2 separate regions of the Homo sapiens genome follow, and region 1 is linked to region 2. Evidence: read pairs that join two places in POLR2A ChIA-PET (ENCODE). Cell type or tissue: OCI-LY7. All regions are shown on one strand. Each heading gives the region's core, and the rest is flanking DNA. Links, peaks and the distances in the headings are about the cores only. Region 1 has its middle 5.9 kb from the start of MAN2A2. Region 2 has its middle 50 kb from the start of FURIN.

The links. Peaks named below come from ENCODE experiments on the same cell type or tissue, not always from the same donor. Only the 100,000 strongest peaks of a DNase experiment are listed, where the experiment ranks them.
Region 1: POLR2A ChIA-PET joins it to region 2 with 11 read pairs; 7 of 35 experiments call an interaction of 5 or more read pairs at or near these places.

Annotation. Positions count from the first base shown.
Region 1 is chr15:90,895,951-90,898,854 of GRCh38, reverse strand. No RefSeq gene overlaps it. Among named protein-coding and RNA genes, the nearest start is that of MAN2A2, 5.9 kb to the left of the region's middle. In OCI-LY7, for the core only: a CTCF peak has its summit at 1,497; a DNase peak (open chromatin) is centred at 1,504; H3K4me3 peaks cover 1,460 bases; H3K27ac peaks cover 1,414 bases.
Region 2 is chr15:90,817,564-90,820,467 of GRCh38, reverse strand. No RefSeq gene overlaps it. Among named protein-coding and RNA genes, the nearest start is that of FURIN, 50 kb to the left of the region's middle. RefSeq lists an enhancer at 2,406-2,904. In OCI-LY7, for the core only: a CTCF peak has its summit at 1,635 (motif pointing left); DNase peaks (open chromatin) are centred at 1,727 and 2,077; H3K4me3 peaks cover 528 bases; H3K27ac peaks cover 1,502 bases.

The sequences.
Region 1 (2,904 bases), core at 125-2,624, 79 kb before region 2:
AACTTGAATTATTCATATAGTCCCATGTTTCTTAGCTTCCATTCTCTTTTTTCCTCTCTGTACTTCAGTTTAGGTACCTCCTTTTAACCTATTAAGTTCACTAATTCTGTTTTCTGATATGACTTAATTTCTAAATTCGATTGTGATTTTATCCTTTACTTCTATCAATGTTTATGAAATCCATCCAATGAGTTTGTAATTTCAGGGGTATTTTTCAGTTCAATAGCCTCCTTTCATCCTCTTTTAATAGATTCCAACTCTGTTGACATTCTCTACATTTGCTTCTTTTTTGTCCATCTTCTTCTCTATTTGACATATTAACCAAGTTATTTAAAAATCTTTGCCAGTTCCAATGCCTGGATCACATGTGGGTCTGCTTTTATTTATTTTTTCTTTTATGTATTAGCCCCACATTTCTCCATTTTTTGCATGGTTTATGATTTTTAATTGTATGTCACATATTGGGTATAAAAGAAGGATAGGGGCTTCAAATCTTGTTATTCCCTACAGGAGCTAGTCACTTCGATGCAATTACGTACTGAACTGGGTTGGGGCAGTGTTGGAATTGCAGTAAAATTCAATCCCCTCCTGGTTGTCCTTGTTCCTTAGGAATGGCCCTCTTGGATTTTGGATTGAAAGCCTAGTCAGTCTCTGTCTCTCTCAGATCTTAAAGTTCTGCTCTTCAGAGATTTAAAGGGAGCTCTTTAGCTTCCCAACCCACACAGGCGCAAAACCTGGCAAATACCTTATGTTGGGGAGACCAGCTATTTGTTCACTCCAGGCCTCCTCTCTAAACACTGCAAGACTGTGGGACTTGCCTTCTCAGTCTCCTGCACTGCCTCAGAACTCAGCAAATGTCCCATGGGGAAAACACTCTGCATTTTGTGCTCCTCTAGGTCCTAATCCATAGCAAGTCCTTGCAACTACCAAAAACTGTTCCTTTCTCTCTTCCCCAGTAGAGTCTCTCTGCTTGGGCCAAGTCTGATCCTCATGTCCCAAATGGGCAAATGTTTCAGGGAAGAAAATAGCTGCCTATCACTAGTTCAACTCGGAAGGGCTCTTCCCTCCTTGAAATTTTAGTCCATTCAGTCTTTATTTCTGTGACCACTCTTCATTCTTTTTAAAAATAAGACATTTCGGCCAGGCGTGGTGGCTCATCCCTGTAATCCCAACACTTTGGGAGGCCGAGGTGGGCGGGTCACTTGAGGTCAGGAGTTTGAGACCAGCCTGACCAACATGTTGAAACCCCGTCTCTACTAAAATTACAAAAATTAGCCGCTCGTAGTGATGCGTGCCTGTAATCCCAGCTACTCAGGAGGCTGAGGCAGGAGAATCGCTTGAACCCGAGAGGCAGAGGTTGCAGTGAACTGAGATCGCGCCACTGCACTCCAGCCTGTGCAACAGCGCGAGACTCCATCTCAAAAAAAAAAAAAAAAGAAAAAAAAAGACATTTTCATCTTAGCTGTTTTTTCCCTAGCGGTTGCAATGGGAGTGGTGGCGTGCAGAGACCTACCATATCCTACCTAGCAGAAGTTTTTCAGTTCTGCTTTCTACCATTTCCATTGGAGGTATTATTTCACTTCCTAGTATTTTCATTTAATTACACGACAACACAACTTCCTTTTGTTTAAACAAGTTATATGGCTCACTCTCATCTCTTTCAAAATAGATTTTTGTTTGCTGTGTTTTGTTTTTTTGAGACATAGTTTTGTTCTTCGCTCTTGTTGCCCAGGCTGGAGTGCAATGGCGCGGTCTCTGCTCACTCCAACCTTCATCTCCCCGGTTCAAGGAATTCTCCCTTCTCAGCCTCCAGAGTAGCTGGGATTACAGGTGCACACCACCACGCCTGGCTAATTTTTTTTGTATTTTTAGCAGAGACGGAGTTTCACTATGTTGGCCAGACTGGTCTCGAGCTCCTGACCTCAGGTGATCCACCTGCCTCAGCCTTCCAAAGTGCTGGGATTATAGGTGTGAGCCACTGCACCCAGCTGATGTTAACTATTTCCTGAACTTTCTTGAGGGATGGCCATTTTACTTCAAGGTTTTCATTGCCCTGTTCTGTATTACAAATGTTTCCCACTTTGTTTTTTAGTTATGTTCATACTTCCTTATCTTCTCAAACTTCGCTTTTGGTGATGTTAATATTTCAGATGACTTTTTAGGTTTCACTGGGACTTAGGGGAGGAGGTGAAGGCTCCCCAGTCTGCCATCTTATTCCTCAATAAATTCATCTTGAGAAACAACTCCCTCAAAAGCATTTTCTTCCTCATCAGCCACATCAGTCTTCTTTGAGTGGAACTCTCTTCTCATCTCCTCCTGAATTTTATGCGAGTGTTATACGCATCCATAGTGTCAGCTACTCTCTAATATTCATAAGCCAATGATTCACACATCTATTGCCAGCCTTCATCTCCATCTGGGCTTCCAGACCTATTCATCTACATTTTAAATTAATTATTTATTATTTTTATTTACTTATTTTTGAGACAGGGCCTCGCTTTGTTGCCCAGGCTGGAATGCAGTGGTGTGATCACAGCTCACTGCAGCCTCGACCTCCGAGGCTCAATTGATCCTCCTACCTCAGCCTTCTGAGTAGCTGGGACTATAGGTGTGTGCCACCACGCCTGGCTAATTTTCTTGGTTTTTTGTTTTTTGTTTTTTGTTTTTGTAAAGATGGAGTTTTGCCATGTTGCCCAGGCTGGTCTCAAACTAGGCTCAAGCAATCCACATGCCTTGGCCTCCCAAGTACCTGGGACTACAGGTGTCTACCACCACACCTGGCTTCACCCACACTTTTATCTCCAATAAAATGCAACATCTCTAAACTCAACATCCTCCTCGAAGCTCTGATCCTCTTCCTATAATCCTATTTCAGGGGATGACACCGCCATCTGGCCATAGCCT
Region 2 (2,904 bases), core at 244-2,743:
TCAGCCTCCTGGGCACCCTCCCCAACTCCTGCTGGCCCAGGTGCCCTGGGGTCTTCACCCTCACCCCACTTACTCCAACACTGCTCTCTCCTTCCCCCGGGGCGTTTCCCTCCCTGCCTGTGCCCTGGTTGAAGGCTGAACCATGCCTGGAGCTCTGCTCTGGTTAAGAAATGTTTGTGGAATATCTGACCAAAAGGATGCTGCAGCAGCCCCGGAGGCCAGGACCAAGTGGCATGTTGATGGTGCAGATGAGACACTGGGACTCTGAGAGGCCACAGAACTTGCCAAGGGCACTCCATGGCTGAGGAAGGGGCCAGGTCCCGCCCATTCCAGACTGGCTCTCACTGGGTGCAAGGGACCTGGTGGCGACGGTGGCCGCACGGGTCTCTGTCCTTATATGCACATCCAGCCATGCAGGCGGGTGTCTGTGGTGGGGCTGGCGTGGGCTGACCTCCGATCTCCCTGGTGCTGACTGCTGAGTTCATCTTTGAGGTTAGCAGTGTTAACTGCCTCCCTGTCACAGCGTCTCAACGCTCCCACAGTGGTGGGGGCCACAGCGCAGGGGGCCACCCCTCTCTGAGCCCGAGCAGGGCTCTGGGCAGAAGTCCAGGAGTCTCTCAGTGTCTCTGATGTCCTTCCTTCTAGGCGGGGGTTTCAGATCTGGTAGTGGTGGCTCTTCAGACCCTTACTCCGCATCAGCAGTTCCCGGGGCACCATTGCCACCTCCCACCCCAAGAGTCCCTGCTCCAGGTTCTATCCTACCAAGGAAAGTCTTCCCTACAGGAAGCAGGGACCTGAGCTCTCTGCTCCACTCCTGGCCCAGGCATAGTGCCAGGGCCTGACCTTCATGGGGCCTTGTGGCTCCTGGCAGGGACTGAGTAGATGGGGCCAGGACAGGCAGATGCCTGTGGCCTGTGTGTGTGACAGGCCCTGTGTGTGGGACCCATGGGGACAGACAGGCTCTCTGGGGTGAACTCCCACATCCTGAATAGATCTGAGCCTAGAGACCATCAGAGTGCCATCCTGGCACCTTCCCAGGCGTCACCGAACCCTCTGTGGGGCCGTGGATCCCGGCACCTTCCCAGGCGTCACCGAACCCTCTGTGGGGCCGTGGAACCCGGCACCTTCCCAGGCGTCACCGAACCCTCTGTGGGGCCGTGGATCCCGGCACCTTCCCAGGCGTCACCGAACCCTCTGTGGGGCCGTGGAACCCGGCACCTTCCCAGGCGTCACCGAACCCTCTGTGGGGCCGTGGAACCACACAGTTGAGGTGTGGCGATGCCAAAACCTCGACCTTGACCTTGGCTAGCTGCAGGGACAGCCTCAGGCCTGTGCGGGGACGCCTCACCATGGCTGGGGCTTTCTGGACTCTACTTCGGGCTTCTGTCTACCTTCTTGTCCTGTCCTTCTTCCCAGTGGTGACCCTGTGGGGCAGGGTACACAGCCCACCCCAACCAGGGAGGGTTTTCTCCCTTCCTCCTTCGTCTCCTGCCAACAGGGAGCGTGGGCCAGCCGAGAAGCCTTTCCGAGAAGCAGAGTGAGTGCGTTTTGGAAAGCAGGAGCCTACTGCATGCCGAGGGGCTTGTCCCCGAAGTCCTGGGTCTGCCCTGCACAGCTGCAGAGTTGAGCCCCTGCCTCCTAGTGGTTGCTGCACTCATGAACTGGAGCACCTAGCAGGGTCTGGGCCAGGCTCGGGGCCCCTGGGTGCGCCCCACCAGCTGGCTTCTCTGAGCCCTGGCTTTGAGGACACACGGGGCTGTGCCAGCTGCACGGAGGGAGAAGTGGCTGCTGGAGCCCCTGGGGATTCCTCCCCAGCTGCCACAGAAGACCCATCGCCCATTGTCTCTGCCCAGAGGCCTCTGCCAGCGGCGGGTCCCAGGCTGGGGGAGGTTGACAGCTGCTGCCTGCTGCTCCCCACCCAGGCAGCAGCTCCCAGCCAGAGAAAGAGCCGGGCTGGGACTCTGGGAGCCTCCAAAGGACAGGGTGGGCCTCGGGGCCTCAGAGCAGTTCCAGACGGCTGCAGGAGTGGGAGAAGCAGCAGTTTCTCAAGAAGAGCGAGAAGGCTTGGACCACAGCCTCCGCTTCCTCTTCTGGAGAAAAGCCACAGCTCAGCGATGCTGGCTGATAATTCTGCAGCCTCTGTCCCTGGAGCCTGCAGCAGAGGCTGGGAGTTTCGAACAGGTGACAGCAGGTGGCCCCTGAGGCTCTGGGTGGAAAGCGGGGTTGGGAGAAGAGGTTGGATAGTTCAGGGAAAGAGCTCAGATTCTTGATGCCACTGAACTTGTTGTCTGAACTGGAGCACTTTTGAGAATGAAAATAAACTGTGTTAATTATCACACCAGGACAATGGATGTAAACTGGGACTCCAGGGCAAATCGAGATGTGTGTTACCCTACTTACTACCACCTCCCAGCTGCGTGGATTTGGGCAAGTTACATAACCTCTCTGAATTCTGGTTTCTGCATAAAAAAGGCCAACATCATGTGCCTGCCTCCCAGGGCTGCGGGAGGGATGGAAGAAGTGAATTACCTGAGTTCCCAAAACAGCCCTTGGCATGGAGCCGGTGGGGTGAGGGGCTCTCCGTGCTTGTTCTTTTCCTCTGAGAGTAGTGGGTTCTCTGTCCCTGGAGGTGAGCAAGGGCCTGCCTGCCAGCGTTCTGTAGTGTGAGGGCCTCAGCAGGGCATATGTGCAGCTACAGAGCCAGATTCCAATCCTGCCTGTGCCCTCCAGAAGGATGGCAAGTGAGTGTGGGAGAGTCAGGCCTTCGTGTACCTAGGGGAGGATGGGCCCGTGATGGGTCCCAGGCTGGCACTCCTTGGTGGACTTGTGCCCTCTCCTATCCCAGGTGGTGGCGATTTGTGCCATGGAGGGCCACCAGCAGGGCCCAGCCCAGAGCAGCTTTGC